2 separate regions of the Homo sapiens genome follow, and region 2 is linked to region 1. Evidence: chromatin contacts called from ENCODE Hi-C or POLR2A ChIA-PET data. All regions are on one chromosome and are shown on one strand. Each heading gives the region's core, a stretch centred on a gene start or an enhancer-like site at or near the end of the contact. The rest is flanking DNA. Distances are from core to core; before and after follow the strand shown.

Region 1 (4,486 bases), core at 789-3,288:
ACCACACTTGGCTAATTTTTGTATTTCTAGTAGAGACGGAGTTTCACCATGTTGACCAGGCTGGTCTCAAACTCCTGACTTCAGGGGATCTGCCCGCCTCGGACTCCCAAAGTGCTAGGATTGCAGGAGTGAGCCACTGCGTCTGGCCATGAATGTATAGTTCAAATACCTAGTCCACTGACCTTGCCTTTTAAAACAGTTGTGTCTGGGCTCAGTGGCTCAGGCCTGTAATCTCAGCACTTTGGGAGGCCAAAGCAGGAGGATTGCTTGAGTACAGGAGTTCGAGACCAGCCTGGGCAACATAGTGAGACCCTGTTTCTTCGAAAAATAAAAAAAATTAGCCAGGCGTGGTGATGCCTGCCTGTAATCTTAGTCCTTTGGGAGGCTGAGGCAGGAGGATCACCTGGGCCTGGAAGGTTGAGGCTGCAGTGAGCTATGACTGTGCCACTGCACTCCAGCCTGGGCAACAGAGAGATCCTGTTTCAAAAAAAAAATTAGTCCTCAATTCATTAGGAGTGTGGTTTACATGAATCGCCAGTAAAAGGAACATAGGGCTTGAATAGGCACTTATCTTTACCTGTATCTCACTGCCAGGGTGAAATCTAAAGCATTTATCACTAGTCCGGCTGAGGCACCTTCAGAACAGATGTTGGTGTAGGGTTGGAGCCCCCTGCTGGCAGCCTCCTGCTGTGCGTGACATTACTCCTTTGGGGGAGTCTCAAACGGGGACCCAGGAAGTTACAGGGAAGGGATGATAAAGGCCACTTGGAAGAACTGGGCAGTGACTGTTGATTAACAGTACGTAAAAGTAAGTAAAGGTGTTTCCATTTTAATGCAGCACATGCTGTCTTATTCCCCTGGGAAGACAAGCCTGGTACAAGGAACTGTGTGTGTAGTTTACTGTGGACAGTGGTGATACCAGGGAGCAGGGGTGGAGACTAAGGAAACTGACCAGGGAAGAAGGAAAACCAAGCCAGTCACATTGGTGACTGCAGTGGGCACGGGGGCTTCCATCCCAACAGCAACTTCTGAGGAGTTGTATACAGATAGTGCCTCAAACTGACCACCCAATGGATGAAAGGCAGAAGTTGTAAGTGTTCCCCCATGAACTCCCATCTAGCATTGACAGAGGGTCATCTTGAAGGTTGTAACGCCCTTGCGCTTGTAGGTTTCACATCAGCGAGTGCCGGGGTGCTCCCGCAGGCACGTCGCACCACAGCATCGGAGAACCTTGCGGGGTCAGGGGAAGATGTACAGCGCATGCTTGAGGTGAGGCAGGGCCACAGGAGGTGAGTTGAAGCCTGCATAGAATTGTGTCCTCAAATAATAGCAGGAATCGAGGTGTGGCCAAGAGGATCCAAGGCAGTGCGTGGAGCACCCAACACTTAGGCATTCCTCAAGAACCTTGTGTTCGGCAAAATCAAGCAGTAAGAGTAATAGGGCTTATGGGGAAAATAGGGTTAGAGGCAGATCACTCGTAATCTGTGGAAATCTGTAACCAGAATGCTAATAAAAATAGTGGTTTGCACATAAGGAGATAACTTGGACTGCCCAGACTGCCTCAGTGTGGCTGGAGACTGTCACAGTAGATATTTAAAATGTTCAATGTGATAGAGTGGGAACATGCTGGCAACACTTTAATTAGAGCTGGTCTGGCAAGTGTTGAAAGAGTGCAGATGGTGGTGGGCTCTGAGTGCTAGTCAGGTGGATCCAGGAAGCAGTGCAACCTGGCTGAGAGCTGGGGAAAAGGGCCCTGGGTGTGTGTGCTCATTGCCATTTTCCTAAAATACAGCTGAAAGGGCTCATGCAATTAGTGTAGCAGCTGAGCTGAGCGCTTCTTCCTTCCCTGATGATGGCTATAATTTTACTTCTGCAGTGAGCTGATTCCCATAACAGAAATGTGCATTCTAGCAGAACAAATGTCTTTCTGGGTCTCACTGTATGGTGAGACTGTGGTGCATACTGATTAAGTATTGGCCCATTTCACTGCTCCCGTGGGCTTGGCTTGCTCCATGCTGATACCGCACTTCCTCATTTCAGCCCTCAGACTCTGAGCCATTGCCCACCAGGTTTCCAGATGCAGTACCCTCTGTAGCTCCTCACCTGCCATTTCGAATCCTGTTTATTGACAGGTGTTAATGTGGACAGCCTATTTATTAATGAACTTCTCCGGCTTAATTTATAAGCCTTTCTCCTCCCATGAGAATGTTCCCCATTTCCCTCATAACTGCCCCCATGAGAATCCCTGATGAGTGAGCTCTGGTGCTTGGACTCCATCTCCCTCTCTTGCTTCAGATGTACCCATTATACATCAAAATGAGCTGCATAGGAGGCCAGCTGCCTCCTGTAATCCCAGTGGCTCACACCTGTAATCCCAGCACTTTGGGAGGCTGAGGCGGGTGGATCACCTGAGGTCAGGAGTTTGAGACCAGCTTGGCCATCATGGCGAAACCCCGTCTCTACAGAAAATACAAAGATTAGCTGGGTGTGGTGGCGCATGAGAATCACTTGAACCTGGGAGGCGGAGGTTGCAGTGAGCCGAGATCATACCACTGCACTCCAGCCTGGGAGACAGAGAGACAGAGCCAGACTCCTAAAAAAAAAAAAAAAAAAAAAAAAAAAACAGAGCTGCATAGGGATGAAGGAGATGAAAAACAAAGCTACCAGTAAAAAAGCAAGTCAGTCATTTATCACAGCTATGGTAAACAATCATTTTTCTAATTATTGAACAAATAAAAGAATAACAGTAATAATACAATGATGTAACTACTTTTATGAGTTGCTATGTGCCAGGTGCACTTTATGCATTATCTCTTTTTTTTTTTTTTTTTTTTGAGACAGAGTCTCGCTCTGTTGCCCAGGCTGGAGTGCAGTGGCGCAGTCTCAGCTCACTGCAACCTCCTCCTCCCGGGTTCACGCCATTCTCCTGCCTCAGCCTCCTGAGTAGCTGGTATTACAGGCGCCCACCACCACGCCCAGCTAATTTTTTGTATTTTTAGTAGAGACGAGGTTTCACCATGTTAGCCAGGATGGTCTCAATCTCCTGACCTCGTGATCCACCCGCCTCAGCCTCCCAAAGTGCTGGGATTACAGGCGTGAGCCACCGCGCCCGGCCTGCATTATCTCATTTAATCCTTATAAGACATTGTGTGCTCAGTGCCATTATTAGTGATATCAGGTTTTTACAGATGGGAAGAAGGCTTAGAGAGGTTATGTAATTTGCTCAGTCACCCAGAGTGGCAGAGCAGGAATAAGAGTGTTAGAATTTGAATTCATACATTTCTAACTATTTTCTACTACCTTCTAGCATAAACCAATAAATAATACAGGAAAAATTGAGCTGCTAGGACATGGTAAAAAATAAGAGTATATACAAAATCTATAAATACGGAAAGGAAGAGATTAGAGGAAATAGCTGCAGCAGATATGATAAAGAATCAGCAAATGCTCTTATTAAATTTATGATTAAGAGTATCAAGAAGCTGGGCAGGCGCGGTGGCTCACACCTGTAATCCCAGCACTTTGGGAGGCTGAGGAGGGCAGATCACGAGGTCAGGAGATTGAGACCATCCTGGCTAACACGGTGAAACCCCATCTCTACTAAAAATACAAAAAACAAAATTAGCAGGGCATGGTGGCGGGTGCCTGTAGTCCCAGCTACTCAGGAGGCTGAGGCAGGAGACCCGGGAGGCGGAGCTTGCAGTGAGCCGAGATCGCACTACTGCACTCCAACCTGAGCGACAGAGTGAAACTCCATCTCAAAAAAAAAAAAAAAAAGTGTCAAGAAGCCAATTACAAACAGACAAGGACACAGACAATATACAGAAAAGAAAATACAAATTTAAGTAAGTGGTAAGCTTTTCAATAGTACTGGTAATCAAATACATGAAAATGGAAATACTAACAAGATGCAATTTTGCATCTACAAATTTGAAACACTTTTGAAAACTAAACACAAGTGAGGCTATGGAGAAATATTAGTTGCTAATGGCATTGTAAATTGGTAGAATTGTACTGTGTAAAATTTAACAATACATATTAAAGGCAATAAAAATGTAGCCCCTCTCCCTCCATTCTGCATATTCTTGGGGGTTTATTTTCAGAAAATATATATATTTTTAAATTTTTTGAGACAGAGTCTTGCTCTGTCGCCCAGGCTGGAGTGCAGTGACATGATCTCAGTTCACTGCAATCTCTGTCTCCCAGGTTCAAGGGATTCTCCTGCCTCAGCCTCCCGAGTAGCTGGGATTACAGGTGCCCACCACCACACCTGGCTAATTTTTGTGCTTTTAGTAGAGACGGGGCTTTACCATGTTGGCCAGGCTGGTCTCCAATTCCTGACCTCAAGTGATCTGCCCGCCTCGGCCTCCCAAAGTGCTGGGGTTATAGGCGTAAGCCACCGCGCCCAGCAGAACATAATTGATAGAAAGAGATTTTAGTTGTTTAAAAATATTTTACAACAAATTTTCCCCAACAAAAGTAGAAA
Region 2 (4,486 bases), core at 1,416-3,915, 130 kb before region 1:
TGAACAAAACTGATATAAGACAGACAGAAAGAAATATAAAATGGGAAATGTTCCTCCTTATCAGCAATTATATTACATGTAAATGGAGTAAAGCCTCCAATTAATAGGCAGAGATGGGCAGAATTAATTTAAAAAGCATTATCCAACAATATTCTGTACACAAGACATTTGCTTTAGATCCAAAGACACAAAGAGGTTGAAGGTGAAAGAAAAGAAAAAGCCCATGCGAACAGCAACCAAAAAAGAAATGGAGTGGCTATACTAGTATCAGACAAAATAGGCACTGCGATGGTCTAACTGTTGGAGTCCCCCCAAAAATTCATATGTTGAAATCCTATCACCTCCAAGGTGATAGGATTAAGAAGTGGGGCCTTTGGAAGGTGATTAAGAAAATAAGGGCAGTGTCCTCATAAATGGGATTAGTGCCCTTATAAAAGAGGCACCAAGAGAGATCCCTCATCCTTTTGTCATGTGAGAACATAGCAAAAAGACAGTCATCCATGAACCAGAAAGCGGCACCTCACCATACCAAATCTGTCTGTGTCTTGATCTTGAACTTCCCAGCCTCCAGAACTGTGAGAAATAATTTTTTTTATAAGCCACTTAGGCAGCCCAAGTGGACTAAGAAAGGCATTAAGACAAAACTACTTAAAAAGACAAAGGACATTATATAATGATAAGAGTCAATCAAGAACATTTAAGAATTAAAAACATATATGCCCCTAACAACACAGCCCCAAATTCTATGAAGCAAAAATTGACAGACTTGAAGGAAGAAATGGCTCAACAATAATAGCTAGAGACTTCAACACCCTACTTTCAATAATGGGTGGTACAACTAAGCAAAAGATACATAAGGAAAAAGAAGACTTAAACAACACCGTTAGGCAACTAGACCTAAAAGACATATGCAGAACACTCCAACCAACACGAGCAGAATACACATTCTTTTCAAGTGCACTGGAACATCCTCTAGGGCAACACGTTAGACCACAAAAAAACTTGCCGTAAATTTCAAAAGACTGAAATCACACAAAGTATCTTTTCCAACCACAATGCAATGAAGTTAGAAATCACTAACAGGAAAACTGAAAAATTTGCAAATATGTGGAAATTAAACAATACATTCTTAAATAGTTACTCAAAAAAGTAACTACAGGCTAGGTGTGGTGGCTCACACCTGTAATCCCAGCACTATGGGAGGCCGAGGCAGGTGATCACCTGAGGTCAGGCGTTCGCAACTAGCCTGGCCAACATGGTAAAAACCTGTCTCTAACTAAAAATACAAAAATTAGTTGGACGTGGTGGCGTGCACCTGTAATCCCAGCTACTCAGGAGGCTGAGACAGGAGAACTGCTTGAACCTGGGAGGCAGAAGTTGCAGTGAACAGAAATGACACCACTGCACTCCAGTGTGGGCGACAGAGACCCTGTCTCAAAAAAAAAAAAAAAAAAAAAAAAAAAAAAAAAAGAGTCAAGACAGAGTAAGACCCTGTCTCAAAAAAAAAAAAAAAAAAAAGAGTCAGAAAAATCAGTATCAATGAACCCAAAATTTCTCGGAAAAAATCAATATTGACAAACCTTTAACTAGACAGACCAAGAAAAAAGAAGAGAGAAGATTCAATTTACTAAAATCAGGAATAAAACTGGGGACATCTTTACAATCTTATAGAAACAGGAAGGATTACAAGAGAATACCATGAACTATTGTATGCCAACAAATTAGATAATCTAGATGAATGGATAAACCTCTAGAAACTACCAAAACTGACTCAACTAAAAAACTGAAAAGACCTATAACAAGTATGAAAACTGTAATAAAACTTCCAACAAAAAAAACCCCAGGACCATATGGCTTCATTGGTGAATCCTACCAAACATTTAAAGAAGAACACCAATCCTTCCTTCAACTCTTCCAAAAAAAGAGAAAAGGGATGAATACTTCCAAACTCATCCCATAAATCTAGTATTACCCTGATAGCAAAGACAGACATCATCATAAGGAAACTACAGACCAATCTCCCTCACGAATAGAGATGCAAGAATCCTCAAGAAAATACTAGCAAACAAAATTTAGCAGCATATGACCATCCATCATGGAATTATCCCAGAGATGCAAGGCTGGTTCAACATACAAAAATCAATCAGTTGAAAAAAAGTCACCATATTAACAGAATAAAGCGGGGAAAAGAGAAACCTGATCATCTCAGTTGACATAGGAAAAGCACTGGACAAAGTCCAACACCTTTTCATGATAAAAACGCTCAACAATCTAGGAATAGAAAGGAGCTTTTTCATAACCCTGGTTATGAAACAGCTAACATACTCAATAGCAAAATACTGAAAGCTTTCCCCTAATATCAAAAATAAGGCAAGGATGTCTGCTCTTACCATTTCTACTCAACATTGTCTAGAAGTTCTAGCAAGGGTGGTTAGAAAAAAGAAAAAGAAATAAAAGGCATCCAAATTGGAAAGACCAAGTAAAACTACTTTTATAGATGACATGATTTTATATATACATAATTCTAAAGAATCTTTCAAAACACCACCATTAACCTAATAAACAGGTTCAGCAAGGTTGTAGAATACAAGATTAGCATAAGAAAATCAGTTTTAGGCTGGGCAGGGGTGACTCACACTTACAGTCCTAGTGCTTTGGGGAAGTAGAGGTGAGAAGATTGCTTGAGGCCAGGAGTTTGAAATCAGCCTGCACAACACAGCCAGACCCCTTCTCTACAAAATATCTTAAAGGTTAGCCAGATGTGGTACGTAGTCCTAGACTGAGGTGAGAGGATCACTTCACTCCAGGAGTTCAAAGTTACACTGAACTAGGATCATGCCACTGCACTCCAGCTTGGGCGACACAGCGAGACTCCATCTCAAACAAAACAAAACAAAACAAAAAAACTACACGCATACAAAGAAAATAACGAGTGCTGGTAAAGGAAGTGAAGAAATGGGAGCCCTCACACATTGCTGGTGGGAATGCAAAACGGCGCAGATGCTCTGGAAAACAAGTTAGGTGTTTCTCAAAAAGTTAAAAATAGAATTACCAAATGACCCAGCATTCCACTCCTAAGTATATACTCAAGAGAAATGAAAACAGGTGTTCAAACAAAAAGTCATACATGAATGTTCACAGCAGTATTGAACAGCAGCATTATTCATAATAACCTGACAGCGGAAACACTCAAATGTCCACCAACTAAAGAGTGGATAAACAAAATGGAGTACAGCCATCCAATGGAATATTATTCAACCATAAAAAAGAACTGTTAAGGACTCAAAGTTTATGTCACTCCCAAAATTCATGTTAACGCCCTAACCCCAGTGTGGCTGTATTTGGAGATGAGGTCTCTAAGGAAGCAACAAAGATGAAATGAGGTCAGAAGGGTGGGTCCCTGATCTGACAGAATTAGTGTCCTTGTTAGGACAGAAACCAGAGAAGGTGCACACACGCTCGAGATCACTTGTGCTACCTCCCTGCATGAGCACAGAGAAACGGCTGTGTGGGGTTAAAGTGAGAAGGTAGCTACCTACAAGCCAGGAGGAGAGGCCTCAGCAGAAACCAACACTGCCGGACCTTGATCTGTACTTCCAGCCTTCAGAACTATAAGAAATAAGTATCTGTGGTTCAAGCCACTAAGCCTGTGGTATTTTGGTTATGGCAACCTGAGCTGACAACATGAATGAATACTGATACGTACAACATGGATGAACTTCAAAAATATGCTAAATGAAAGCCAGACACAAAAGGCCATATATTGTATGATTCCATTTATATGAAATGTCCAGAACAGGAAAATTCACAGACATAAAGGATATTATGGAGGAAATATGGAAATGGAAGTGACTATGTAATAGGTATGGTCTATCTTTTGGGAGGTGATCAAAATGCTATACAATTAGATAGTGGTAATGGTTGTACAACACTTTGAATATACTAAAAGCTCCTGAATTATACACACCTTAAAATGGCTCAAATGGTGAATTTTAGTTTTTTAAAATGGAGTGAAATAACGGAAGATACAACTTGGATTACTCTCAAATACATGTTGAGTGAATGAAGCCAGTCTCAAATGGTTACACAGTGTATGATTCCATTTATATGACATTCTCTAAAAAACATAACTATAGCAAATGAATGGATCAGAGGCTGCCAGAGGTTTTGGGTGGGGCAATTAGAAAAGACAGCACAGGGAACTTCTTGAGGTCATGAAACTATTCTGTTTCTTAGTTGTGGTGTTGGGTATATAAATTTATACATGAGGTAAAATTCATACAACTGTACACAAAAATGGTCAGTTTTACTACAACTTAATTTAAAAAATAAAATTTCTCCTACAAAAAAAATCCATCAGTCTATTTTGCACTTGACCAATGTTTATTTGTAACATCATTACTGGTCATTTGGAAAGCATTAATTCACTGAGGTATGTGCATTTTCCATCACACAATGTAACACCAAAAAAAAATTACATTTGTTA

What was found. Hi-C counts contacts between places; a loop is a spot of excess contacts on that map. ChIA-PET counts read pairs that join two places held with the same protein, here RNA polymerase II (POLR2A). Pooled maps may share reads with other maps.
Region 2: a pooled map of psoas muscle shows a loop between it and region 1 (2.1-fold over the local background). The contact joins two enhancer-like sites. A Hi-C loop is called at or near these places in 1 of 168 maps with a recorded cell type or tissue (K562), 1 of 37 single-sample maps with no recorded cell type and 5 of 50 pooled maps. POLR2A ChIA-PET finds 5 or more read pairs at or near these places in 1 of 52 experiments (activated T-cell).

What each region holds. Positions count from the first base shown.
Region 1 is chr10:96,762,028-96,766,513 of GRCh38, reverse strand. No RefSeq gene overlaps it. Among named protein-coding and RNA genes, the nearest start is that of PIK3AP1, 44 kb to the right of the region's middle. RefSeq lists a silencer at 539-628. Within about 2 kb of position 2,038, at least 3 of the 41 ENCODE cell types and tissues checked have a DNase peak (open chromatin) inside an H3K27ac peak, as active enhancers do.
Region 2 is chr10:96,888,515-96,893,000 of GRCh38, reverse strand. All of the region lies in intron 2 of LCOR (ligand dependent nuclear receptor corepressor), which reads right to left. Among named protein-coding and RNA genes, the nearest start is that of LCOR, 58 kb to the right of the region's middle. Within about 2 kb of position 2,665, at least 3 of the 41 ENCODE cell types and tissues checked have a DNase peak (open chromatin) inside an H3K27ac peak, as active enhancers do.